Linked DNA regions of Homo sapiens: all the other regions are linked to region 7. The links are chromatin contacts, found by Hi-C or POLR2A ChIA-PET in ENCODE. All regions are on one chromosome and are shown on one strand. The core of a region is the stretch at or near the end of the contact, and the rest is flanking DNA. Distances in the headings are between cores, read along the strand shown. Region 1 holds the start of CUL4A (cullin 4A). Region 2 holds the start of F10-AS2 (F10 antisense RNA 2). Region 3 overlaps ATP11A (ATPase phospholipid transporting 11A). Region 4 holds the start of LAMP1 (lysosomal associated membrane protein 1). Region 5 holds the start of GRTP1 (growth hormone regulated TBC protein 1). Region 6 holds the start of DCUN1D2 (defective in cullin neddylation 1 domain containing 2). Region 7 holds the start of ING1 (inhibitor of growth family member 1).

Region 1 (3,661 bases), core at 170-2,669, 2.5 Mb after region 7:
TTCATCCCGCATCCTGCTGGGAAACAGCGTCCATCCGACACAGCACCGCCCACAGCGGGCCCTCGGCGTGGCCCGCAGGCCCTTCGGACCGCCTGGGAGCGCGGCCACACGTGCCAGCAAGTGAGGGCAGCGACCTGGGACCGCCGCGTCTACTTACACCGCGACGACTCCGCGATCCACGGACACCGCCCGGCCCCCACGGCGGCCCTGCAGGGGAGAACTCGGGCCGCCTTCCCGAGTCCCGGCCGCCGCTGTTCGGCTCGCGCGGCTGCCCGCCGGGGACCCGAACGGAAGAAGGGTGGCGAGGCGGGAAAGGAAAAGGCCTGAGGGTCCAAGGCAGGAGGGGACACACGGAACACGCCGAGGGCCAACCACGCCGCCGCGCGCTCCCCGGCTAGGACCCACCTGCTGCAGGTACTGGTTAATGGTAATGTGCGCCATGGGAGCGCCGCCGAACGGAGAGCGCCACCCCCTACGCCTCAAGCGGGCCAGCTGGCGTCACTTCCGGCCCTCGGTCCGTCTGGGTCCTGGCGCCCCCGGCCCCGCCGCGGGTGCGCAGGTTGGTTCCGGAGGGAGAACCTGGGGACCGGCTCGGCGACGCGCTCGGGCTGAGGGGGCCCGGGGTCTTTCTGCCGGGGCCCCGTCCTCTCAGCCGGGACGCCAGCGGCTCTGATTGTGTGTTCGGGCCCGCCCGGGCTGAGGGGTTTGGGGTCCAGTGGCGAGGACAGCCCCACGGCTAAACTGCCTTTCACTGCGCTGACCCTTCGTCTGCCCCTTGTGAAAACCAGGCCGCGGAGGACCCTCCGCGCCTGGCTGGGCCAGGGCCTCGGGGCGCGCGCGCCCGAGGAGGGGGAGGGGGAGGGACATGGCGCGCGCTCCCGAGCTCTCATAAGGTGCCTCCGCCGCGCGCTCCCGAGCCTGCAGGAGTTAGGGCACGTCCCGGCGCGCACCCCTGAGCCCTCGAGGTGGTCTCACGCCCGGGGTGGGGGTGCCGAGCCCTCAGGAGGCGCGCGCCCCGGGGCCCTCAGGAGGGTGTCCCGGCTCCCGATCCCCTCAGGAGGGGTGCCCGCGGCACGCATCCCCGAGCCAGGAGGGGGTGCCCGGAGCCCTGGGGGCAGGGTCTCGGTGCGCCCCCCGGAGCCGGGGGTGAGGGTCCCGATCCCTCAGGACGGGAGTCCCGGCGCGCGCCCTCGAGCCAGGAGGGGGTGTCCGAATCTCTTAGGGGGAGTCCGATCCCTCAGGAGGGATTCCCGGCGCGCGTTCCTAAGCCCTCAGGAGTAGCCGGGCGCGGCGGCGGTTGGGCTCGGGCACGCGGGCGGGGCGGGGCGGGGCGCGCGAGGAGGACGGGGCGGAGGCCGCGCGGACCGGGGCGGGCGGAGCGGAGCTCGGCGGGCGGCGGCGCTCGGGGCGGGGCGCGGCGGTTCCGGCCCAGCCATGGCGGACGAGGCCCCGCGGAAGGGCAGCTTCTCGGCGCTCGTGGGCCGCACCAACGGCCTCACCAAGCCCGCGGCCCTGGCCGCCGCGCCCGCCAAGCCGGGGGGCGCGGGCGGCTCCAAGAAGCTGGTCATCAAGAACTTCCGAGGTGGGTGCGGCGGCCGGGTCGAGGGCCAGGCGCCCCGGGCGGGGACCCCACGAGACCCCGCCCGACTTGGGGGGAAGGCCCCGAGATCCGTGCGGGCCCCGGGAGCGGGGGCGCCGGGGCGCCGGCCGGGTCGGGGGTGGCTACGCGGGGCGCTTCGCGGCGCGCCCTGAGCCGCCCGCTCTCCCTCCGCCCTGCAGACAGACCTCGGCTGCCCGACAACTACACGCAGGACACGTGGCGGAAGCTGCACGAGGCGGTGCGGGCCGTGCAGAGCAGCACCTCCATCAGGTACAACCTCGAGGAGCTCTACCAGGTGAGGCGGCGGCCGGGGCTGGGGACGCCGCTCCTGCCCCGCGTGACGCAGACGCGGCCGGGCGGCCGCTCCGGGTGCCTCGCAGGCTCTCGCCGGGGAGCGGAAAGGCAGGGCGTTTGCCTCCACTGCAGGGCCGGGAGCCCCAGAGGCAACAAGTGGTTTTGTTTATTGCCGTGGTGGAATTTTTGTTTTCAGGCTTAAGCTGCTTAGAACCATATTTAAAGTTATCCCATTACGGAAGAGAAGGAGGTGTGTTTCTAGGAGCCACGTGACTCATATTTTGCAAGTATACGGCAAATTATTTTCTCGTTATATGTAAAACTCATGACTGTGTCACTTGCCACAGTAATAAGAGGGTCTTTTCTCTGTTGTGTTTTGTGATTAATGGTTGCCTTTAAGATATTCAAACAGATTTTGAAAAAATTCAAAATTCAGAAAAAGTGGTTTTGTTCTCTGTTGTGTTTTGTGATTAGTGGTTGCCTTTAAGGTATTCAAACAGATTTGGTAGCATTTAATTCAAAGTGATGGTGTTCCGTTTCTGAAGTAACAAAAAAGTACATTTTACCATACTTGGATATTTTATTTATAAGCGACTTTTTTTCTGGTGTCTTCTTTTTGTAAAGTAACATTCATTCAGTAGTCTAATATCTATATTTTAGGTCACGATGTGTCATACAATTATTTCTATTAAAAGGCTTGAATTAAAAAAACTTTTTTTCTGGATATGCAAGTGACTGCATTGTAAAAATTATAAAAAATACAAAAAAGAAGACTTCAATCACCTATACTCCTACCACCCAAAGAAAACTACTGTTGACAGTTTGGTGTACATACATCCATTCTTTGTCTGAAGTGTAAGTGGATGATGTTTTCTTACCAGCTTTGAGATAGAGTCTACATATAATGTGCACTTCAGGAAGTTTTAACAGATGCATGCAGTTACGTAACCGGCACCACGGTCAAGATGGAATCTTTCTTGGTAGAATGGTAGAATATTGCTACCACCCCCGAAATTGCCATGACCACTTTTGCAGTCAGCCCTCTCCCCTGACTCCTAGCCCTTGGCGGTCCCCCATTTGCTTTCTGTTACTATATTTTGCGATTTCTAGAACCTTATCTAAATGCAGTCATGTATTTCATAGTCTTTTGTATCTGGCTTTCACTTAGGACAGTGCTTTTGAGATTCATGCACAACGCAGTGTGATTGTAATTTATTACCTAGTAGAATGGGTATACCACAGTTGTTTTATCCATTCACCAGTTAATGGACATTTGGGTGTCCATGTTTGGGGTTTTTTGTTTGTTTGTTCTTTGAGACGGAGTTTCACTCTTGTGGCCCAGGCTGGAGTGCCATGGCACGATCTTGGCTCACTGCAACCTCCACCTCGCAGGTTCAAGCGATTCTCCTGCCTCAGCCTCCCGAGTCGCTGGGATTACAGGCACCTGCCACCACGCCTGGCTAATTTTTGTATTTTTAGTAGAGTCGGGGTTTCGCCATGTTGGGCAGGCTGGTCTCAAACTCCTGACCTCAGGTGATCCACCCACCTCGGTCTCTCAAAGTGCTGGGTTTACCAGCATAAGCCACCGCGCCTGGCCTTGGGTTGTTTTAAATAAAGCTGCTGTAAACATTTGTGAATAACCCTTTGTTTGGACATATATTCTTACTCCTCTCAGGTGAGTTCTGCTTACTTCTTTATCTAGAAGTAAGTTCTCAGGGTCATATGGAAAATGTATGTTTAACTTTGTACGGAATTTCTTGTTTTTGC
Region 2 (3,709 bases), core at 968-3,467, 2.4 Mb after region 7:
AGGTGGGAGAAGTGATTCCGCCTGAGAGTGAGGGAGAGAGAACCTGCAGCAGCCCCATCGCCTCCCCCAGTGACACCTCCCCTCCCCCTGAGCAGGAAGGGGAGCTTTGGGGCGTCCACCTCTGGAGGACGAAGGTGAGAGCGGGTGTCGGGGGCCTGGTGGGGCAGGGAGGCCCTTGTGGGTGCTGGGAGACCAGCCTGTGTGGGTCCAGAGCTGCGCTTGGATGGGGAGATGGGCCTGCCGTCTGGGAACACGCAGCCCAGGCTGTGAGGAAGAGGAAGCAGGAATGAGAGCTTCAGCCAGGACAGCTGGTGGACGGCAGACCTCGGCCCCACCATCACTGTCATGGAGCCATCTCAGCAGGGCTGGGGGTTAAGCTCCCGTTTAGAAGGACCCCACTCCACAGCCACGGGGTAGCCACTGATGTGGGCAAGCGCCCGCCATGAAGACCCCACCTTGGTGGAAGGGCACTGAGAAACTGGACACCCTCGAGACTCAGAGGATCACCTCAGAACTGGCCTGTTAACTATGCCAGGAAAGCATGCCTTTAGCGTGGCAAAACCTGGGGACCCAGCCTCCTCCTGAGCCGAAGGCAGGGGGCTGCCAAAACACTGTCTAAGCAGAGCCCGATCCTGAGTCAGGCAAGTCCAGATGGAGGAAACCATAGACTCTTAAAAAACGTCAGCGTCAGCAAAGACCAGAAACAGCCAGTGACTCTGCAGTCAGTGAGACCAGAGGAGTCTGCAGGCTGCCAGGAGAGCGAGGGAGACTGCTGGGGGTTCCCGTCAGACAGCGCTCAGCGGGGGCGAGGGGAGAGGGAGAGAGGCAGAGCCAGAGAGACAAAAAGAAAGAGAGACAGAGACAGAGAGAAAGAGAGAGACAGAGACAGAGAGAAAGAGAGAGACAGAGACAGAGAGAAAGAGAGAGACAGAGACAGAGAGAAAGAGAGAGACAGAGACAAAGAGAAAGAGAGAGACAGAGAAAGAGAAACAGAGGGGAGGGAGTAAGTCCAGGTAAAAAACAAACAAAAAAATTGAGAATAGAACAAGAGAGAAACAGAGACATGGAGACACAGAGAAAGACACAGTGAGACACAGGAGACAGAGACAGAGAGAGATGCTGAGAGACAGACAGGGAGAGGGAGAGAGAGAGGAGACACCAAGACACAAAGAGGGCGGAGAGACAGACACAGAAAGAGGGAGACAGCGGGGCTGGATGGACGTGTGGCCGGGCCAGTGGGGAGGAGAGACGAGTCCGCAGACAGCGTTCAGAGGCCGCGCTGCCTGGGTGCTGAGCCGTCCCGGGGTTCACGGTCGCAGTTTGTCCTTACAAAACGCCCAGCCGCCCCGACCTGTGGTGCTTAGGGAGGACCTACCTGGCTGTGCCGGTCTGAGAAGGGGCCAGTGAGGCCCGGTGCGGGTACGGGCGGGTGCAGATGCAGCCAGGAGGACGGGCGGGAGCGGGGGCCTGTCCCACACGGGGGCCTCGGCAGCACCGGCATGGCTGGAGGCCAGTACGGCCAGGTGTGGCGGGAGGGAGCGCCGTCTGGCTTGGGTCGTCCATCCTGACAGGACGCTGCAAGGGCAGGAGCCCCGCGCCCCGTGTCCTGCGCCCCCGCTCGAGGACAAGCCCCAGCCGCCGGTCTCCGCTGGGTTCCGACAGGCCTTGCTGGGAGGCCTTGCTGGGAGCTGGGGGTCGAGGCTCACAGACTGCGCTGACCCCAGCAGGCACAGCTGGGTCCAGGGACTCGGGAACTCGCAGCCTGACGCGGGCCGGACCCCCGGGGTGGGTGCTGAGGGCCTCGGATGCCCTCCCTGGCTGGACGTTGTGGCTGTGCTGATACTGAGCGGTAACCCTAGGAAGGAGAGTCCCCTGGGCTCAGCTACCCGGGACAAGGTCAACAGGGACACCGGCCCCAGTTCCAGGAGAAAAACAAGCACGGCCAGCGGCGAGTGTGGGCGACAGCAGCTCAGGGAGAAGCAGATTATCAACAGCGAATTCACTCAGGGTCAGCCAACTGTACGCTTAAAAAAAGATTCCTGCGGTAAACTGTATGTCTATTTTACCACAATAAAAAACTTATTGTTTTTAATTACCAATGACTTCTAAAAAATGTTTTTAAAACCCAGATCACAAATCCTGAACATAGGGCCTGAAAGGCGAATTCAGCCACCACGGAGGACTCCCGCACCGTGGAGCCGGGACGCAGGGACTCCATGCTGCGCGGAGGGCAGGGGCACGTGACGCAGGGCGTGGGGGAGGCGGGGCGTGGAGGAGGCGGGGCGCGGGGGGCGGGGCGTGGGGGAGGCGGGGCGTGGGGGCGGGGCGTGGGGGGCGGGGCGTGGGGGAGGGCAGGGGCACGTGACGCAGGGCGTGGGGGAGGCGGGGCGCGGGGGAGGCGGGGCGCGGGGGAGGAGGGGCGTGGGGGGGCGGGCCGTGGGGGAGGAGGGGCGTGGGGGGGCGGGCCGTGGGGGAGGAGGGGCGTGGGGGGCGGGGCGTCGGGGAGGGCAGGGGCACGTGACGCAGGGCGCGGGGGAGGCGGGGCGCGGGGGAGGCGGGGCGCGGGGGAGGCGGGGCGCGGGGGAGGCGGGGCGCGGGGGAGGCGGGGCGCGGGGGAGGCGGGGCGCGGGGGAGGAGGAGGAAGGGTTCTGAGTGGACGCGGGGACTCCATGCCACGCGGAGGGCAGCCGCTCATGAGGCGGGGTGTGGGGGAGGAGGAGGAAGGGTTCTGGAGTGGCTTTTCTACTCCAGAAGTCTCCCCGATCCTGAAAGAAAATCTAGACAGGTGGAAAAAAGAGAAACATGTCCAGATAGTGTCTTCCACATTAATGGTCTCCCAAGCTCTGAGGAAGCCCAATGAGTTGAACAGTTTCTCATAAGCTTGCGGGTCCCTGTCAGTGCTTCTGAGATGCTAAAAACGCCAGGCTGTGGGCTGCGTCACCATGTGTCTCCTCTTTAATTTCTTCAGGAGCTCCAGGTGATAAGCTGCCACCTCCATCCACAATGTGGACATCAGAGGATGCAGCATGCTGTGGTTTGAATGTGTCCCTATAGTGCACGTGTTGGAAACTTAATCCCAAGGCAACAGTGTTGAGAGGTGGGACCTTTAAGACGCATTCATTGTCAGAGCCCACGTGAATGAATTGATACCACTATTGTAGGAGTGGGTTCGTTATTTTGGAATAAAAGGATGAGTTTGGCCCCCTTCCTCTCTCCCCTTTCTCTCTCTCTCTCTCTCTCTCTCTCTCTCTCTCACGCGCATCCACCTTCCACCATGGGATGACGCAGCAAGAAGGCCCTCGCCAGATGGGGGCCCCTGGACCTTTGATGTCCCAGCCTCCAGAACTGTAAGAAATAAATTTCTGTTCTTTATAAATTACCCAGTCTCAGATATCCTGTTACAGCACCACAAAGTGGACTAGACCACACTCTACTCTGTGAATCTAAGACGCACCATTATTGATGAACCTGAAAGAAAGAGCATATACCCAAATTAGCTGTGGGTCAGCTCAGCCTGGAGGCAAGAGGGGGAAGCTCAGATAATCTAAACCACAGGCCAGCCAGGAACCAGCTTTGCAATACATTTACACTATTCACATGGGCTCCCAAAACTCACACAAAAAAATGTATTTAAAGGGATTGCAAAGTGGCAGTGCCCCCAGGGGGCAACATAAAGCACAACCCCTTTCAGGAAGAACTCGGCCTTGTC
Region 3 (3,558 bases), core at 44-2,543, 2.1 Mb after region 7:
GTCAACCCATCTTTGACAAAGGAGCAAAGGCAATTCAGGGCAGACAGAAAAGCACTATTTCTTTTCAACAAATAGTGCTAGAAAAACTGGACATGCAAAAAAAAAAAAAAAAAAAAACCCAGCAACAGTGACTCTAGACAGTGATCACACACCGTTCAAGAAAATTAGCTCAAAGTGAGTCATAGACCTAAATGTAAAATGTATAATAATGAAACTTGTAGAAATGTAGGAGAAAGTCTAGGTGACCTTGGGTTTGGCAACAAGTTTTTGGATAACACCAAAAACACTGTTCATGAAAGGAAAATTGATAAGTTGGACTTCGTGAAGATTAAAAACTTGAGCTTTGCAAAATACAGTTAAGAGAATTAAAATATGAGCCACTGACTGGGAGAATAGATTTGCAAAACACACATCTGATAAAAACCTGGTATCAAACAACACATGGAAAATAAGGGTGTTTGGATGGGTAGGGCGGGATGACCTAGGGAGGACATGGAAAGTTAGTTTCTTTTTTAAAACTCCAGAGACTCTCTTCTGGAGCTCCCCTTGCCTTTTTTATTACAGTCAACCTGAGATGGGAACTGAAAATATGGCCGTAGTTGTCATGAACTGGGGGGAGCCACTACTCTGTTTTTACCCTCATTAAGGAACTTTATTGTGAAAGGTAAAATCACTTTGTAAATGTGAATTAGAATAGAAAATGGAAATTCCTTATATACTCTCTAAGCCACTGGAAACTTGAGGCAGAGAAGTTTTAAAAGACGCACATGGATTTCCTCTGAAATATTTGTAAACACCAAATTCAGAACATGTTGGTTAGTTTAGGACCATACCAGGCTTTAGTTGTTACATTGAATTGTAAATAACTTATATTCATGAGCCTGGAATTAAAGAAATTCTTGGTATGAGAATTTGACAACTACTTCTGGCTTCCAGGAGCCAGAACCCACCTTCGAATGGGATTTTGAAATAAGCCCCGTTGAAGAGACACACAGATGGCAGAGGCCGCAGCACAGGCTGTGAGACCTTCTTCAGGTTTCGGTAGACTGTCTTCATTACGGCGTAAAAACATGTCAGATGAAATTTCAGAAACTATTTCCAAACTCAGTGAAGGTTCGTGACATCTGGGACGTTGTTGTTTTCAACACAGAAGTTGAATGAAACTGCTACAGAAGCAAAATGAGAAGTGTGGAGAGGAGATGCTGTGGTGGCTGGGCATTCTCCCTCCTTCCCCTCCCTCCCCTCCTTCTCTCATTCCCCTCCTTCCCTCCCTGACCTCCTTCCCCTCCTTCTCTCATTCCCCTCCTTCCCTCCTTCCTCTCCCTCCCCTCCCTGCCTTACTTCCCCTCCCTCCCCTCCTTCCTCTCCTTCCCCTCCTCCTCCTTCCTCTCCTTCCCCTCCTTTTCCTCCTTGCTTCCCTTCCTTCCCTCATTCCCCTCCTTCCCTCCTTCACCTCCCTCCCCCCATCCCCTCTCTGCCCTCCTTCCCCTCCTTTTCCTCCTTTCTTCCCTTCCTTCCCTCATTCCCCTCATTCCCCTCCTTCCCTCCTTCACCTCCCTCCCTGCCATCCCCTCTCTGCCCTCCTTCCCTCCTTTTCCTCCTTCCCTCCTTCACCTCCCTCCCCCCATCCCCTCTCTGCCCTCCTTCCCCTCCTTTTCCTCCTTCACCTCCCTCCCCCCATCCCCTCTCTGCCCTCCTTCCCTCCTTCACCTCCCTCCCTGCCATCCCCTCTCTGCCCTCCTTCCCCTCCTTCCCTCCTTCACCTCCCTCCCCCCATCCCCTCTCTGCCCTCCTTCCCTCCTTCACCTCCCTCCCCCCATCCCCTCTCTGCCCTCCTTCCCCTCCTTTTCCTCCTTCCCTCCTTCACCTCCCTCCCCCCATCCCCTCTCTGCCCTCGTTCCCCTCCTTCCCTCCTTCACCTCCCTCCCCCCATCCCCTCTCTGCCCTCCTTCCCCTCCTTTTCCTCCTTCCCTCCTTCACCTCCCTCCCCCCCATCCCCTCTCTGCCCTCCTTCCCCTCCTTTTCCTGTCCTTCCCCCTGAGGCCTCAAAGCCCCTGTGCCTGAGCTGTGGACAAGAAACACGCCTGCCTCAGAAGCTGCCTGGAGCTGGGTGAAGGCTTCCATTCAGCTCGCTGTCATGCTCTCACTCAGAGGAGAGATCATGCAGAAATTACTGAAGTAAAATGCTAATGTGTTGAGTTAATGATCACAGGTTTACGTTTTATAAAAGACATCTTAATAATCAAACTATTGTTGAGCTACCTTGCGTTTTATCTTGAATTCTCTGGAGTTAGGTAATTTACATACGTGTTTCAGAGTACACACTTTGTTTAAGCTGTCTTAGCTGTCAACAAACACTCTAAATTATGAATTATGAGTTTTATATCTAAAGCTAAACATTTTGTACTGTAAAATCCAGTGCTACTTACTATGCCCTAGAGTAACACTACAAGAGTAAAATCTGATCTCAATGATGGATGTTTGTTTTTCTTTTATGCAGTACACATTTTGGAACTTTATACCCAAGAATTTATTTGAACAATTCAGAAGAGTAGCCAACTTTTATTTCCTTATCATATTTCTGGTGCAGGTAAGGCCGGTCATTGTTTTCCATCTCATCACATATAAATCTAAATAAGTGACATTTTATTCTCAGGTAACTGCCACACGGCTAATGAAAGAGCAAGGACATGGTGCCCCTCACCTATGATTAATTTATTTATTTTCTTAAGGAAGGGCAAAATGTCTTGGTTCTGTGAGATCCACACAAGCTAAACTACACACGACGCTACTTTGGGTTTAAGTTGGTGACAGCCTTTCCTGCCCCTTTCCTTCTAGTACCAGAGGGGAAATCAGAGCTTTGTCATCATTTGGACAAGTTCACTGCCAAGCTATGCATCGTTACACTTAATTTACTCTTCCTAAGTGTGTGTGGATGCTCTAAAGAAAATCCAGGCCGGGCACAGTGGCTCGCCTGTAATCCCAGCACTCTGGGAGGATCACGAGGTCCAGAGATAGGGACCATCCTGGCCAGCATGGCTAAACCCTGTCTCTACTAAAAATACAAAAATTAGCTGGGTGTGGTGGTGCACACCTGTAGTCCCAGCTACGCGGGAGGCTGAGGCAGGAGAATCACTTGATCCCAGGAGTGGGAGGTTGCAGTGAGCTGAGATCGTGCCACTACACTCCAGCCTGGCGACAGAGCGAGACTGTCTCAAAAAAAAAAAAAAAAAGAGAAAGAAAAAGAAAGAAAGAAAATCCAAAGACAGTACACATGAAAAGAGAGTTTAAAGGAAAGAAAAAAAAGAGTGAAAAAATATCTCGGGGTATGAGTTAGGGAGCAATGTGCCAAATGTGTTTTAAGAACAGCACTCTAATTTTTCTAAATCATACAAAATGCTACTGAAGGACTTTAAAAATTTTTCCAACATTAAATTATTCAAATCATGTAATTAAAATGTGACACTGAGGCCGTGGGGTGAATTAATACAAGGCGTGCCCCGACTTCAGACTGGGTCTGCCACTCTCGGTGGTTTCCTTGAGCATGTTCCTTAATTT
Region 4 (3,354 bases), core at 659-3,158, 2.6 Mb after region 7:
CTCTTTATTAGTTGAGACATTCTCCTGAAAACAAAATTCAGAGCAACAGGAGAAACAAGCAGAAGTTTATTAGCACTTGCTGTACCCATCGTGTGAGAGGCCTCAGTTCAGAAGTATTTCTCTCTCAAGGCATGTTGTGAACAGCACAAGGTCAGACATAACCAGGTCCACACACGTTTATGTCTTTCCACAGGGTGGGAATATATTGATGCTATTTCAATTATAAAAGCCACGAGCTACGAGGAGTTGCCTCGAGACAATTCCCTTCAGTACTACTTGTTAACTTGGTAGAGCCATGGGCAAAGGCTCAAGCCAGTCCACGTGTCAGTCAATACTGCAAACTATACATCATAGTGTACTTAAAATACAAACGCTATGGTTTAAACATTCCCCATCAAACAAAGTAACATTGGACATCAAGAGAAAGAGGATAGGAAAAGGGGTTAATGGATCAATCCAAGGAAAGCAATGACGGGAACAAGGAGTGTATTCCAGCCTGATCCAGACAGAAGTCATTGTCTTCCAAGGAAGTCCTTGATGTGAGCAGATCCTTAGGCAGCAGATGCAGGGTGCTAAGCACAAGTGACAGCAAGGTGGGGTCTATCAAAATGCCAGTGTTGAATTGGTCAAATCCCGCCCTTTTTAAGGTCACAGTCCTCTGGTGAGGACTGATAGTGAGTGCCTGGTCCTGTCTTTATCTGGCTGAGTGCTGTCTCTATTAACTAGGTGCACATCCAGTCCCCGTTGCTATGATGCCTTTTGAAATGTAAGATTAAATCTTTTTCTAAGATGTAGGTACTTATGCGACGGGTGCTTTATACAAAGCAGTAGCGTAGGGGCCTTAATTAAATAGTATTTTAACAAAAGGCCATAAATCCTATATGATGACAAGCCAAAAAACAGAGCATCTTCAGACTTCTAAAATGCAGGAGCCAGGCGCCGTGGCTCAGGGCTGTAATCTCAGCACTTTGGGAGGCCGAGGCGGGTGGATTGCTTGAGGTCAGGAGTTCGAGACCAGCCTGGCCAACTGGTGAAACCCCGTCTCTACTCAACATACAAAATCAGCCGGGCGTGGTGGCGCACGCCTGTAATCCCAGCTACTTGGGAGGCTGAGGCAAGAGAATCGCTTGAACCCGGGAGGCGGAGGTTACAGCGAGCCGAGATCGCGCCACTGCACTCCAGCCTGGGCGACAGAGCGAGACTCCGTCTCAAAAAAAAAAACAAAGTGCTCGACAGGAACTTTCTGTAAGCCAAAGAGTATCGCCATCGCACCTTCACCTTCACCTTGGGCAGCCTGGTGCCGTCTTCCCTCAGCCCGCGATTAACGAGCGGAAGGCCGCACTGACCCATTTCAGATCCCTTATTTCCTTCCTAAAACCACTCAAGAGTTTGGGCACAGTGGCCTCCCTGTGTGAGGAACTTGCTTCCCACTCACCAAAAGACAAACCCTTCGCCCATCCCTGGCCGCGCACCCGGCCGGTCACCCGCGCTGCCACCCACACCACCCTCCTGTCCATAAAGAGCCCGCGTTTGGGACGCCTCGCAGGCTGAAGGGAGGCCTGGGCGTCCGCGATCCGTCTGCCCTTTCTCCCCTCGCGGGCTTCCTCTTTCCTCACTTTCTCCCGCCACTACTCTTCCTCTTCCTTTTCCGCGAACCCAGCCCACTTCCCGTTTCAGGACCTCGGCTCGGCCCCAGTCCCCCGGACCAGGCCGGGTCACGTGGGTCCAGGGTCACGTGCCGCTGCGGGTCACGTGCCGCTGCGGGTCACGTGTCGGCCTGCATCACGCGTGAGGGGGCGCGCGGTGCTGGAAGCTGCCGCACCTGCGGGGAGCCGAGCCGCCGGCGCTCGACGCGCGCGCTCTCGCGAGACCCGCGGGATCACGTGACGCCCGGGCGCGGCGCAGCTCACGTGACAAGCGCTGCCGGCCGCGGTGTCTTCTTCGTGCCGGCGTCGCAGTGGCCGGGCCTCTTGCGTCTGGTAACGCCGCTGTCTCTAACGCCAGCCCTTGGCGCCCGCGCCCCGCCACCGCAGCGCCCGGCAGTCCGCGGCCCAACCGCCGCCCGCGCCCCCGCTCCCCGCACCGTACCCGGCCGCCTCGCGCCATGGCGGCCCCCGGCAGCGCCCGGCGACCCCTGCTGCTGCTACTGCTGTTGCTGCTGCTCGGTGAGGGGGTCGAGGCGGGGCCTGGGAGCGGCGGGACCGGGCGGAGCCGAGGTCCCTGGGTCTTGAGGGCGGGGGACTGCCGGGTCGTTGTCCCGCGGGTCGCCCCGCACCCACTGCTCCTGGTCCCGGCCGGCTCTGCCCGCGGGCGGGTGTTTCTCTCGGGGTCGTAGGGTCGGAGCGGAGCTCAATGGCAGGTGCTTGGGGGACCAGGAGGTCTCATCCCAGGACCTGGCTCCTCTAAGGTCTGTCTCACTGAACTCAGTTTTTCTGTGGTGGTGAGTGCGAAAGGGAACTTCCGATGGCTTGCTCGGCGGTCTGGTGCTTTCAGGTCGTTAAGTTTCCTGGCAAGTTGAGGCGGTGAGATCTAGACGAGGCTGCGCCGCCGAAGGTGGCAGGGACGTCTGTGGTCTCAGCTCCCGGGTGGGTGACCTAGATCAAGCTCTTCCCAACATGGATTTCACCCAGGACAGGGAGAAGCCGGTGCGAGCATTCCCCACCTTTGTACTTGAACCTTTCTCCTCTTTCAGCGGTGTGGAGGAGATGCGAGTGTATTTATGTTATTGTGAATTCACATGTATGTTAAAATAATTTTTAAAGTTATCTTTGGGATTTCACAAGATTCCGTAGTAGACAAGATGAGGGAAAGCTGGCCTCAGACTCACGGTGGCAATGTTCATGTCTAGTAAGTAGTTTAAAGAGCGCCGTTCCTGTAGGCCGAAATGCGGGACCAGGGAACACGTGGGGAAGCACCCTTCTCTTCTGTCAGTTTATAGAGCTCAGATGGGCAGTAGGTGCTCAATATTGTATTGACTAGTGAATTTCGTTCTCATTTATTGTCTTAATAAGAGGATGTGTGCTGTCTCTTTAAGACAGTCCGGATTGCCCCCCGCCAACACTATTCTTTCACCTCCTCCCCCCGCCGCCCTCCCCCGTAATATGAGAAGATTATCTTAAATGCCAGGATCTGAAAGGTGATGTAGAATCAAGCTGGGGGAGTGTGTGTGAGTTAAGTAGATATAGAAATACACTCCTGTACACATCTGCCTTGACTTCTTTAAATCCCTCAGTCCCATCCAGCTGTAAAACTCTGTTACTGTGAGTGAATGGATCTTGGCTTCCCTTTTTTGTTTTGCCTGTTGTGTAAAATGAATTCTTTGAACTGCCTGAATAGCCACAGAGATGAACTTAT
Region 5 (3,202 bases), core at 645-3,144, 2.7 Mb after region 7:
AGGAGAATCACTTGAACCCAGGAGGTGGAGGTTGCAGTCAGCTGAGATCGCACCACTGCACTCCAGCCTGGGCGACAGAGTGAGACTCTGTCTCAAAAATAAATAAATCAAAAAGAATAAATGAAAAGGAAAAATAAAGACACACGTTCCACTGGAAACATGTGAACATGCAGAGGCCACAGGGATGGGACATGATGCATTCGTGGGAAGCATATAGGATATTAACTTCCATCTCTATAAAAAATTTAAAAATTAGCCAGGAGTGGTGGCCACACCAGTGGTCCCAGCTATGCGGGAGGCTGAGAGGGGAGGATGGCTGGAGCCCAGGAGGTCAAGGCTACAGTGAGTGGTGATTGTGCCACTGCACTCAGAGGGATACCCTGTCTCAAATAAATAAATAAAAGCAAAAGTTGATCTTGTCACCCCCTGCCTGGAAAACCTTTAACAGTTGGCTTCTCTGTGCCTGGCCGTGGTCACCACACACCTCCGACCCTCCGCCCAGGTGCAGGGCCCCTGGTTTCATCTCTGTCCTTCCCCACCAGGTCCCTACTGCTCGGTCCCTGGAAGCCCAGCTGCCATTCACATCCCCCTTCTCAGGAAGCCCCCAGGACTCCCCTTTGACCCCACTTCTCTGAGTTCCTAGCTCCAGGGCACACTCCCACCAAGCCCTCACCCCAGGCAGACACTTCATTCATTCACTGAACACACAGGGAAGTCGCCTGGCACTGCCCCAGGTTCTGAGGACTGAGCAGTGAATGAAAAATCCGTTGCAGGGAGGAAGGGTTTTTGACTCCAGCAGGGGCTGTGCTGGGAAAGGCAGAAATGAGGAGGTGCCCTCCGCACAGGGAAGCCTGGGGCGCCCCGGAGGAGGGGGCCCTGCAGCTAACCCCGAGGCGGGCGGGCGGTCAGGCCGGTGCTCACCGCAGCAGTAGGAGGCCTGGGGTCGCGGAGGAGCGGCAGGTCGAGCAGGGCCCTGTGGGTCCCGTCACAAGGACGGAGTCTCGCTCTGTCGCCCAGGCTGGAGTGCAATGGCGCAATCTCGGCTCACTGCAACCTCCGCCTACTGGGTTCAAGCGATTCTCCTGCCTCAGCCTCCAGAGTAGCTGGGACTACAGGCAGGAGCCACCACGCCCGGCTAATTTTGTATTTTTAGTAGAGACGGGGTTTCACCATGTTGGTCAGGCTGGTCTCAAACTCCTGACCTCGTGATCCGCCCGCCTCGGCCTCCCAAAGCGCTGGGATTACAGGCGTGAGCCACCGCGCCCGGCATGGATCGAGTTTTGATCCATCCCGATATGGCTCCCTGCTGGGAGGGACGGGTCTCCTTCGCGTCCGACCCGCCGGCCCATCTCAAAGCGGGAAAACCGGTCCCTGCGGCTGCCCTAGCTCGGAGCCCGCAGCTTCGTCCCGACCTGCCCGGAAAGGTTCCTCCCCCTCCCTCCGCTCCGGGAGCCCGGACTTTGCCCGGCCCGTCCCAGCCCAACCCACCTGCGCCCTCGGGACCCACCTGCGCCCCCGGGACCCACCTGTCCGGCTCCTGGGGACGCCCCCGCCCTGCAGCAGCCGGGACCATTTGATCGCCCTGCGGGTGAGCGTGACCAGGTAGCTGGAGAAAAACTTCTCGTAGGCGGCGTCGTCGAAGTCCTCAGGCCGCTCGAATCCGTACGGGTCGATCCTGCAAAACCGAGAGAAGGAGGCCGGCGTCCCCGAAGTTTCCTCTGGGGGGTCGCGGGCCCGCGCGGGGACCGCAGCCGCCGGGGACGCCCGCACCCCGCGCCACACACCTGGGGACCCGCGAGCGCTCGGCGGGCTGCATGCGGGGAGGGAGGCGCGCACCGAGCGAGGCCAGCGGGTCCCAAGTTCGCCTCCCGGCTCCGGGGCGCTTAAGTCCTTCCGGCGGGACCGCGGGCGCGTGGGGGCGGGGCGGGGAGCGGAGAGGGGCGGGGCTGGAGGCGGGGGCGGGGGGGGGCAGGGCGGGGGGAGGGGCGGCTGGGGGCGGGGAGGACTTGGGGAGAGAGGAGGGGCAGGAGCGGGGGAGGGGCAGGGGAGCACCCAGGGCGGGGGAGGGGCGGGGCTGGGGGCGGGAGGACCTGGGGAGAGAGGAGGGGCAGGAGCGGGTGAGGGGCGGGGGAGGGCCGGGGGAGGGGCAGGGGAGCACCCAGGGCGGGGGAGGGGCGGGGCTGGGGGGGCGGGAGGACTTGGGGAGAGAGGAGGGTGGGGGCGGGGCGGGGCCTGCTCCCGGGGCTTCCGAGGCCGCGGCGTCCCGCGGGCAGAATCGGGGGCGCCTCCCGCAGAACCCCCGCGGCCTGGACCCGGGTGAGAGGAGCTTCTTCTGCGATTCCTTCAAACCTCAGTGCCTGGCCGACCCGACTCTGACACCTGACTCCTATTTTTATTTTATTTTTTATTTTCTCCGCTGCATTTCAAGGCCGAGACCAACACACAAATGAGAAGCCCCCAGGGGCGCCCGCCCGTTCCTGCCCCCCCAAACCAGGGACCGGGGTCCCCCCACCGGCGAGCCAGGCCTGGGAGAATCCGGGGCAGCTCTGGTTCCGAACGGCTTCTTCTCGGTCCGCATCCAATGACATTGTCCTGAGATTTCAGCTGCTTTTCGTGTCCGGGAGGCCCCGGAAATTTGCCAGAACTGCAGATTTTGAATTTTGCTCTGGCGACGTGGCAAAGGGGAGCCCCCAGACGTGAGGCGCTGGGGCGACCTCGCCCTGGGTCCCCCAGGGGTCTGGAGCGGGGGCTCCTCCGACAGGCCTCTCCCCGCCTGTAATTTAGGCCCAGGGCGACCTGGACAGGCCCCAGGAGGAGGCCGTCCCCGGACTCCAGACGCACTTTCCTGTGAGAAGCAGCCCGGCCTCGTCTGGGTGAGGCGAGGATCACAGGCTCAGCGTCCCCTGCGCGTCCGTCAGGGCCTTTCGGAACCAACTTGGGACCTTCCCATGGGTGTTTCCGGAATGTTCCATGCGAGCGCCACCCAGGAGCCTGGTCAGCAGCGTGTGGAACGGACCGGTCCCTAAGTGCGGACTCCCGCCTCTGCCTTTCACCCTTCTCCAGCCCTTGCAAGACCGGGGGGCGGGGTGGGGGTCAGTGCCCAGCGGAGCAGAGCCCCCGACACGGTTCCTCCCGTTCCTAGTCTGCTGGTTCTGGGAACTCCCCAAGCTTTCAGCCCAGCTCCTCAGCACTGGCCTTTGGT
Region 6 (3,492 bases), core at 144-2,643, 2.8 Mb after region 7:
CTGGAGCAAGCTATCTCTACCTGCCCAGGTGTGCATCCTAACTCAGGCTACCTGGCTCCAGCCCGGCCTCCGCAGTGACCCCTAAAGGTCACAAAAGCTCGGCTGCTGCGGTCAGTGGGATCTTTTCAGCTGCTCTTTTGTTCAGCACTGCTGATGGCTCCCTCCTCCTTTAAACTCCATCCTCTTGGTTTCGACACATTCTAGTGTCCTGGTTTCTCCTACCAGCCCCCTCTCAGTCTCCTTTGTGGCTCTTCTCCCATCCTGAAGCTTGTCCTCACCCTCCACTCCCCTCTACACGTTACCGTGTCCCTTCTCCGGTGGCTCTCTGTGCCTTAGCCAGGACAATCTTTCAGCTCCTATACGTCATCATCGCCTACCACTAAGGGTCTGTGCATTCTGTTTCTTCTGCCTGGAGCCGCACACGGCTGGCTGCCCCGGAACCTCACTTTTTCTCTGGCTAATTTCCAGAGAAATTCTCCACAGTTCAACTCACACCCTCAGCATCTGACACCACTCCCACAGCCGCATCCTACAAGTTCCTGGAACCCGTGCCTTAGCCTTTGTCCCAACTGTGGTCAAACAATTGTGCATCTGGTGCCTGTCTCCCCTGCTGGGGCATCAACTCCCTCAACGCCAAGATCATGCCTGGCCCAGCACCAGTCACACCCAGCAGCACCTTGCTGGCCTCTGAACCGATGTGGACTGAATAAATCCCATCCATCACCATTTCCACCACATTTCAAAGTAACTGATGTGCACCTCCAGCAGCCTCCCTCCTGCGCTGCGGAACTCTACCAGCTCCACAGATGCACACCTACAGCCACGCTACAGCTCCCGGCTAGAGCCCGCGCTAGGGCCCCGCTGTGCCTCTCCCTCCCCTCCCGGCAGCAGGGCCTCCCCCGCGAATCTGAGCTTCTCGCGGATTCCTTCCTTGCGCTGTTTTGGTCAACAGCCTCAGCATCTGCACAGACGCCCGCAGGAGCAGCCGAGCCCTCGCCCGCCTCGACTGCCCGTTTCGAAGCCGCCCTGGGAAGCCCCCGGCCTGGGTTCCCGCTCGGCCCCGGCCCCTGCCCCAAGGCCCCTACAGTTCCTCCCGGCCCCCGCCCTCCGCTCACTCCCGGTCGTCCCTCGCGGCTCCGGGTCAAACCCGCGCTCCCCGCGGTCCCGCGCCTCCGACGCCACCGCTCCGGCTCGCGGGCCCGCGGCGCGTTCCTCCCTCGGATCCACGCGGAACGCCCCGCGCAGCTCGCTGGGCTCGGCCTCCCACATCCAGCGCGCCGCCTGCGCCGACCTTGGGGCCCGACCCCGACCCCGACCCCGACGGGCAGAGGCGACGCCGGGCCACCTACCATCTCCCCCGCGCCGCCCGCTTCTGGCCGGCCCCGGCCTTCTGCGCAGGCGCGGCGGCGGCTCCGCCCTCGTCCTCGGACGGCCGCGGCCCTCGGCTCCGGGGCAGTGCCGGGAGCCGGCCGCGGGGACTCCCACTCCCGGCATGCTCAGCGCCGCCCGGGGGCCCACGGGAGCTCGCGCCCCACAGCCCCTGCGCGTCCAGCCCTCTGCGAGGGCCTTGGCTCGCCCCTGCGGGGTCCAACGCCAGCCTGCGGCTGCCAGGCCCCACGCCGGCCAGGAAGTGCTCGCCGCCCGCGGCCGACGGGACCCGCCCACGCCCCGCCTCTTAAAGGGGGCAGTGACTGCGGCTGGGCGGGAGTCCGGGTCGGCTTGGCTGAGCGGGGGCGGTGCTGGGCAGGGCGGCGGCCGCTCCCTCCCGGACTCCCGGCCTCCCGGCCTCCCTGGTCCCGCCTGGGAAGGGATGCAAGGAAGCCCTCCGGCGCTGCGCTCCGAGGCGGGAGACAGCGTCCCCCTCCGCCCCTCGGGTCCTGGCGCCTCAGAGCCCGGCCCAGGCCGCGGAACGGTGATGCTCGGGCCGGACGGGCGGGCGCGGATCCCTGCGTCCCGGTGAGCACCAGGCCCGTCCATCCGGGGCTCTTTCCCGGGGTCCCCTTCCTTCCCTCCCTCCCTGGGGCTCCCCTCCCCTCTCTCCCTCCCCGGGGCTCACCTTCCCTTCTTCCCTTCCCAAGGGTCCCCTTCCTTCCTTCCCTCCCTCCCTGGGGCTCCCCTCTCTCCCTCCCCGGGGCTCCCATTCCCTTCTTCCCTTCCCAGGGGTCCCCTTCCTTCCTTCCCTCCCTCCCTGGGGCTCCCCTCCTCTCTCTCCCTCCCTGGGGCTCACCTCCCCTCTCTCTCTCCTCGGGGCTCCCCTTTTCTTGCAGGTATTGTCTCCCGGGGTCGGGTGGTCTGTGTGGCCTGGGGTCCCGCTCCTCCAGGCCTTGCCTAGGCGCTCTTCGCTGAGGCCCACGTTCTAACCTGGAATGGAACCTGCGTTCCCACCCTGGCCGCCCGGGTGGACTCGGGGCCTCCAGGGCCGGCCGCAGAGATGCAGCCCTGTCCCTGGCCCCCCTCCTGTGACTCCTAACGGCTCCTCACGGTGTCCATGACCCAGGGTGTGGACGCCTGCGCGGGGGAAGCAAGACCGCTGCGTATCGGGTCCCTATTCACTGCCTGTTTTTCTGATTATTCTGTCTTCCAAATTTATCTTATTTACCGGCTTTTTCAAAAGGAGTGTCTTAATGATTGGATTACTTGTGAAATATTTGTAGTTTTTTTCTCCTACAGGCTTGACTTAAATATTCTAAAGCTTTTTTGTGGTTGTTGAGACAGAGTTTTGCTGTCGCCCAGGCTGGAGTGCAGTGGCTGGTCAAGGCTCAAGCGATTCTCCCGCCTCAGCCTCCCCAGGAGCTGGGGCCACAGGGAGCATCACGCCCGGCTAATTATTTCATTTTTAATAGAGACAGGGTCTTGCTGTGTTGCCCAGGATGATCTCCAACTCCTGACCTCAAGCAGTTCGCCCACCTCAGCCTCCCAGAGCGCTGGGAATACAGATAATTGTGTCGTAATACAGCAGTGGCATTAACCACCGCACCTGGTCTTAGGTAGAATTTGAAAACCTTTTTATTTTGAGATGGTTGTAGATCACATGAAGTTGTAAGGAGTAATACAGAGAAATCCTACAGAGTGCCTTTGCCCTGTTTTCTCCAATGGTAGCACCTTGCAAAACCATAGTATATGTGGGGAATTTTCTTTGATCAAATCCCCTGACCTGTTGAGATTGCACCAACTATACATGCACTAGTGAGTGTGAATCTACACCTGTGTGTCTTCTCAATAAAATTGAGATTTTTTTTCACTCAGCCTTGAGATACATCCGCATTGTTATGTGTATCAATTGCTCAAGATGCAGAAATTCTAAGAATTCATTATTTAAAAAGTAATCCCAGCACTTTGGGAGGCTGAGGTGGGTGGATCACCTGAGGTCAGGAGTTTGAGACCAGCCTGGCCAACATGGCAAAACACCGTCTCTACTAAAAATACAAAAATTAGCTGGGTGTGGTGGCGAGCGCCTGTAATTCCAGCTACTTGGGAGGCTGAGGCAGGAGA
Region 7 (3,572 bases), core at 1,073-3,572:
AATTTTTTGTATTTTTAGTAGAGACAGGGTTTCACCATGTTGCCCAAGCTGGTCCCGAACTCCTGATCTCAGGCAATTCGCCCGCCTCGGCCTCCCAAAGTGGTAGGATTACAGGCGTGAGCCACCGCGTCCGGCCAAGTGTTATAGTCTTTTGTGCAGACCAAGTAGTGGCCAATAAATCTTGTAGAAACTAAAGTACTCATTTGCTTTTAACTAGGCCAAGACTAGAATAGCGTGATCTGTAAGTAAAATAACAGCCATTTCCCCAAATATCAAAGCCAAAGCTCTCCTGCTGTGTAGGTGAGATGAAGGGGCTTAAAAGTGAAGATTAAATCCACTTCAAAGTGTAAAGAGTATCCATCCATTTATCATTGCAGCAACGTTGCAACGTGAACAATCCGATTCCAAATACAAAACAGCTTAATTCAGTCTCTTTGCCGTACTCACATCCATAGCACAAAATACCCGGCAGGGCCCTGGAATGAGCACCACTGCGGTTAATAATCTACTCTATAAATACTGGACGAATCCAAATTTTTACTGGATTACACAGAATACGTTTTTAAAAAATCCAAAGAGTTTTAGATGTTACAACAGGGTTCCATCAAATACCACGTTTCCAAATCTTACCACCAGAATGTGTATCCATTTCAACTGCAATTATTTTGTGTCTAAAACTGTGTACTCTGCTTTGCAACAGGATAAACCCGGTGGATAAAAGCTGAAATCCGACCCTGTCCTAATTAAGAGGCTAAGAAAAATGGAGAACCGCGCTGGCGTGGAGTTGATACAGAAACACTGCAAGGGCTGGGGACAGGGCTTAGTTCGTGGAATACACAGGCAGCACCACCAACCCGGCTCTCCGGAAAAGAGAAAGTCCAGTGAGAAAGGTGAAAACTGACAAGGCACCGTTCTCCGACTTGCTGAAAAAAAGACAATGCAAATAGAGCAGGGTCCAAGGCGGAAGAAAATCAGAGAAAAGCAGGCAGCCAAGCGTGGCGAACACAGCTCTCGGGGCCACCCCGGAGGGGACCCGCGGCGGCCGCAGCGGGGCGGAGGCCGAAGCCGAGGCCGCCCCGGAACCAGAGAGCCAGGCGGGAAGTGCACAAAGGCACGAGGCCACGCCCAGGAGGGGCGGGCCCTTTGGCCGGAAGGGGGGGGGCCGGCGCGCGGGGCCGGTCGCCTAGGCAACGGGCTCGCGTGGCGTCCAGGCTTCTCAGAAAGCCCAAAATCCGGGAGCTTTGGGAGGGTAGAGGGGCGACGCGGGGGAGGGCGGTCCGGGGAGCTGAATGGCCTCAGGACGCCGGCCGACCGGGTGTCTGCATACTGTGGGCGGCCTTTCCAAGTGTGGGGAGCGGCCTCCGAGAACGGTGTCCATGACACAGGGCGGGAAGAGATAAGGCCTAGGGAAGGCGCCCCTCGGGCCTATCCACCTCTTCTGGGGCTCGGCACTAGGAAGCAGCTTCCCTCTCAGGCCCCTTTGTCTCCAAGCCGTTCCAAACTGAGTACCGGGAGACGACACAAAGGGAGGGCGGTGACGGATGGCGCAGGCGCGGGAGCCGCCTAGGCTGCTGGGAGTGGTGGTCCGGCCGCGGAATGGGTAGGTCTCCCGCGCACTCTGCGGCCGCAGCTCAAAGGACACCGAGAGGGTGCCAGTGCGCATGCGCCGCCACTTCCGCCCGTGCCCGGCCCTCCCCTTCCTTCCGCCTCCCGGAGGACTTGGGTTTCTAGTAGTAAGAGTCCGGGGGGCATTACTCACGGTCTCCCCGCCTCCTCTTCATCGTGATTGGGCTGTCAAAGTGATGTTGGCAAGTAGATTGGCTACTGCGGTTGCCAGTTCTGTTTCGGGCCCTACTTATACTGCTCTGTGGGGCGGGGACGAAGAGTCAGGGGCTGAGGAGCGAGTTGCGGTAGTTGCTGTGTACCATGGTCTCGGAGGTTTCTGTCCCGCGGCCCGTTAGGTCCTGGTCGGGTTTTCAGCGAAGCAGGCCGCTCCCCTGCGTTTCCCAGCGGGCGTGCTGTGCCGCCCAACAGGCTCTGCCTCCAAGTGCCAAAAACTCCTAGTAAAGTTTGCGCCTCGCCCGCCGTCCACACCCCAGCGGCCCTGACGCTGTCCCCTCCGCGACCCTCGCCTCTGGAAAAAGTGACAGGCAAGGCCACGCCCCCGCGAGGGCCGGCCTGGAGCCCGCAGCCCCCAGGGCCTGGGACGGTGAGGGGCGTGAATGCGGCGGGGGGCGGGGCCGTTGCCGGGGGAGGGGGCCGGGGCGCATGCGCGCTGCGCAGCGGGGCTGAATGTTTCCCAAGTGTTTGAAACTGGTATTTGGGTTTTCCACGTTGGACAAGTGCGGCTCGGCGGCCAGCGGAGCGCGCCCCTTCCCGCTGCCCGCTCCGCTCCTCTCTTCTACCCAGCCCAGTGGGCGAGTGGGCAGCGGCGGCCGCGGCGCTGGGCCCTCTCCCGCCGGTGTGTGCGCGCTCGTACGCGCGGCCCCCGGCGCCAGCCCCGCCGCCTGAGAGGGGGCCTGCGCCGCCGGCCGGGGCGTGCGCCCGGGAGCCACCGCCACCGCGGCCCGCGCCCTCAGGCGCTGGGGTCCCCGCGGACCCGGAGGCGGCGGACGGGCTCGGCAGATGTAGCCGCCGGGCCGAAGCAGGAGCCGGCGGGGGGGCGCCGGGAGAGCGAGGGCTTTGCATTTTGCAGTGCTATTTTTTGAGGGGGGCGGGGGGTGGAGGAAGCGGAAAGCCGCGCCGAGTCGCCGGGGACCTCCGGGGTGAACCATGTTGAGTCCTGCCAACGGGGAGCAGCTCCACCTGGTGAACTATGTGGAGGACTACCTGGACTCCATCGAGTCCCTGCCTTTCGACTTGCAGAGAAATGTCTCGCTGATGCGGGAGATCGACGCGAAATACCAAGGTACGGCCGGGTGATGGATGGGCGGGGGCGGCCGCCTCCTTCCCGGCGGGTCCGGGCGCGCCGCGGAGCCGGGCCGGTCCTGCCGTGGACCGGAGGAAGCGGCCGGCTCCGCAGCGGCGGCCCTCGGCAGGGGCAGGAACAAAAGGTCTGGAGCGCCTTTGATTCGCCAAGGTCCTTGTGTGCAAAGCCCGGGACACGGAGGAGGAAGGAGGCGCGAGAGGTCTCGCTGCAAGGCTGCGCGACCAAAGCGCTCTTTGTAGTGAAGTGATGAGGCGGGTGCTGCGGGGGAGGGGGCGGCGGGTCCAAGCCGCGTCCTCTAGGAGGGGGTGCAGATTACGGCGCGAGATGGAGGGATGTGCCGGCGCCTGGGGCTATAGGGCGCCGAGACGGGGCTGCAGGAGGAGGGCGGCTGTGGGCCGGGGTTCCCGCGGACCCGGTGCCTCGGTCCCGGGCAACGCCGTTCCTCTGGCCCTTCTTCGTCGCCCCCCACTCAGTCCCGAATCTGAGTGTTACATAAAGTACCGGGTAGTACTCCGCTCGGGGTAGGTCGGCCGCCCCCGCCCAGCCCCCTCCGGCCCTCACTTGGAGCTGGACACCGAGTAGGGGCCGACTGCGAGGGGCGACGCCGCCGGTTGTAGTTTGCGGAGGACGAGGGCTTTTCTCT

The links. Hi-C counts contacts between places; a loop is a spot of excess contacts on that map. ChIA-PET counts read pairs that join two places held with the same protein, here RNA polymerase II (POLR2A). Pooled maps may share reads with other maps.
Region 1: a loop to region 7 is called in a map of CD4-positive, alpha-beta memory T cell, with 10 times the contacts of the local background. The contact joins the promoter of CUL4A here to the promoter of ING1 in region 7. A Hi-C loop is called at or near these places in 1 of 168 maps with a recorded cell type or tissue (CD4-positive, alpha-beta memory T cell), 8 of 37 single-sample maps with no recorded cell type and 14 of 50 pooled maps. POLR2A ChIA-PET finds 5 or more read pairs at or near these places in 1 of 52 experiments (CD4-positive, alpha-beta T cell).
Region 2: a loop to region 7 is called in a map of CD8-positive, alpha-beta T cell, with 8 times the contacts of the local background. The contact joins the promoter of F10-AS2 here to the promoter of ING1 in region 7. A Hi-C loop is called at or near these places in 6 of 168 maps with a recorded cell type or tissue (CD4-positive, alpha-beta T cell, CD8-positive, alpha-beta T cell, ascending aorta and 2 more), 1 of 37 single-sample maps with no recorded cell type and 14 of 50 pooled maps. POLR2A ChIA-PET finds 5 or more read pairs at or near these places in 1 of 52 experiments (naive thymus-derived CD4-positive, alpha-beta T cell).
Region 3: a pooled map shows a loop between it and region 7 (39-fold over the local background). The contact joins the enhancer-like site here to the promoter of ING1 in region 7. A Hi-C loop is called at or near these places in 4 of 37 single-sample maps with no recorded cell type and 3 of 50 pooled maps.
Region 4: a loop to region 7 is called in a map of CD14-positive monocyte, with 10 times the contacts of the local background. The contact joins the promoter of LAMP1 here to the promoter of ING1 in region 7. A Hi-C loop is called at or near these places in 2 of 168 maps with a recorded cell type or tissue (CD14-positive monocyte and naive thymus-derived CD4-positive, alpha-beta T cell), 8 of 37 single-sample maps with no recorded cell type and 13 of 50 pooled maps. POLR2A ChIA-PET finds 5 or more read pairs at or near these places in 1 of 52 experiments (activated B cell).
Region 5: POLR2A ChIA-PET joins it to region 7 with 12 read pairs in activated CD4-positive, alpha-beta T cell. The contact joins the promoter of GRTP1 here to the promoter of ING1 in region 7. POLR2A ChIA-PET finds 5 or more read pairs at or near these places in 2 of 52 experiments (activated CD4-positive, alpha-beta T cell and activated naive CD4-positive, alpha-beta T cell).
Region 6: a map with no recorded cell type shows a loop between it and region 7 (26-fold over the local background). The contact joins the promoter of DCUN1D2 here to the promoter of ING1 in region 7. A Hi-C loop is called at or near these places in 9 of 37 single-sample maps with no recorded cell type and 18 of 50 pooled maps. POLR2A ChIA-PET finds 5 or more read pairs at or near these places in 1 of 52 experiments (PC-3).

The regions. Positions count from the first base shown.
Region 1 is chr13:113,208,194-113,211,854 of GRCh38, forward strand. CUL4A (cullin 4A) reads left to right here and starts at 1,420. Exons shown (of 20, transcript NM_001008895.4): 1 at 1,420-1,582; 2 at 1,780-1,895. The coding sequence starts at 1,435. It overlaps PCID2 (PCI domain containing 2), which reads right to left and starts at 476. Exons shown (of 14, transcript NM_001127202.4): 1 at 406-476. The coding sequence starts at 441. RefSeq lists enhancers at 1-181, 182-831 and silencers at 366-655, 916-1,185, 1,286-1,615, 1,676-1,915.
Region 2 is chr13:113,151,769-113,155,477 of GRCh38, forward strand. It overlaps F10-AS2 (F10 antisense RNA 2), which reads right to left and starts at 2,218. Exons shown (of 3, transcript XM_011537532.4): 1 at 2,146-2,218; 2 at 1,376-2,002. The coding sequence starts at 2,218. LOC124903216 (a long non-coding RNA gene) reads left to right here and starts at 2,732. Exons shown (of 4, transcript XR_007063880.1): 1 at 2,732-3,097; 2 at 3,289-3,347. RefSeq lists a silencer at 2,599-2,648.
Region 3 is chr13:112,802,457-112,806,014 of GRCh38, forward strand. It overlaps ATP11A (ATPase phospholipid transporting 11A), which reads left to right. Exons shown (of 30, transcript NM_015205.3): 3 at 2,501-2,590. Among named protein-coding and RNA genes, the nearest start is that of ATP11A-AS1, 50 kb to the left of the region's middle. RefSeq lists enhancers at 1-122, 949-1,188. Within about 2 kb of position 1,294, at least 2 of the 41 ENCODE cell types and tissues checked have a DNase peak (open chromatin) inside an H3K27ac peak, as active enhancers do.
Region 4 is chr13:113,295,331-113,298,684 of GRCh38, forward strand. LAMP1 (lysosomal associated membrane protein 1) reads left to right here and starts at 1,909. Exons shown (of 9, transcript NM_005561.4): 1 at 1,909-2,165. The coding sequence starts at 2,105. RefSeq lists a silencer at 2,040-2,319 and an enhancer at 2,550-2,729.
Region 5 is chr13:113,362,236-113,365,437 of GRCh38, forward strand. GRTP1 (growth hormone regulated TBC protein 1) reads right to left here and starts at 1,895. Exons shown (of 8, transcript NM_024719.4): 1 at 1,785-1,895; 2 at 1,527-1,675. The coding sequence starts at 1,816. RefSeq lists a silencer at 1,479-1,773 and an enhancer at 2,761-3,202.
Region 6 is chr13:113,489,318-113,492,809 of GRCh38, forward strand. DCUN1D2 (defective in cullin neddylation 1 domain containing 2) reads right to left here and starts at 1,394. Exons shown (of 7, transcript NM_001014283.2): 1 at 1,350-1,394. The coding sequence starts at 1,352. It overlaps SLC9D1 (solute carrier family 9 member D1), which reads left to right and starts at 1,704. Exons shown (of 13, transcript NM_017905.6): 1 at 1,704-1,956. RefSeq lists an enhancer at 565-864 and a silencer at 1,095-2,014.
Region 7 is chr13:110,711,378-110,714,949 of GRCh38, forward strand. ING1 (inhibitor of growth family member 1) reads left to right here and starts at 2,323. Exons shown (of 2, transcript NM_198219.3): 1 at 2,323-2,908. The coding sequence starts at 2,773. It also overlaps a transcript of CARS2 not described here. RefSeq lists enhancers at 750-839, 1,440-1,489 and silencers at 980-1,319, 993-1,161, 2,160-2,509, 2,520-2,709, 2,870-3,159 and 2 more.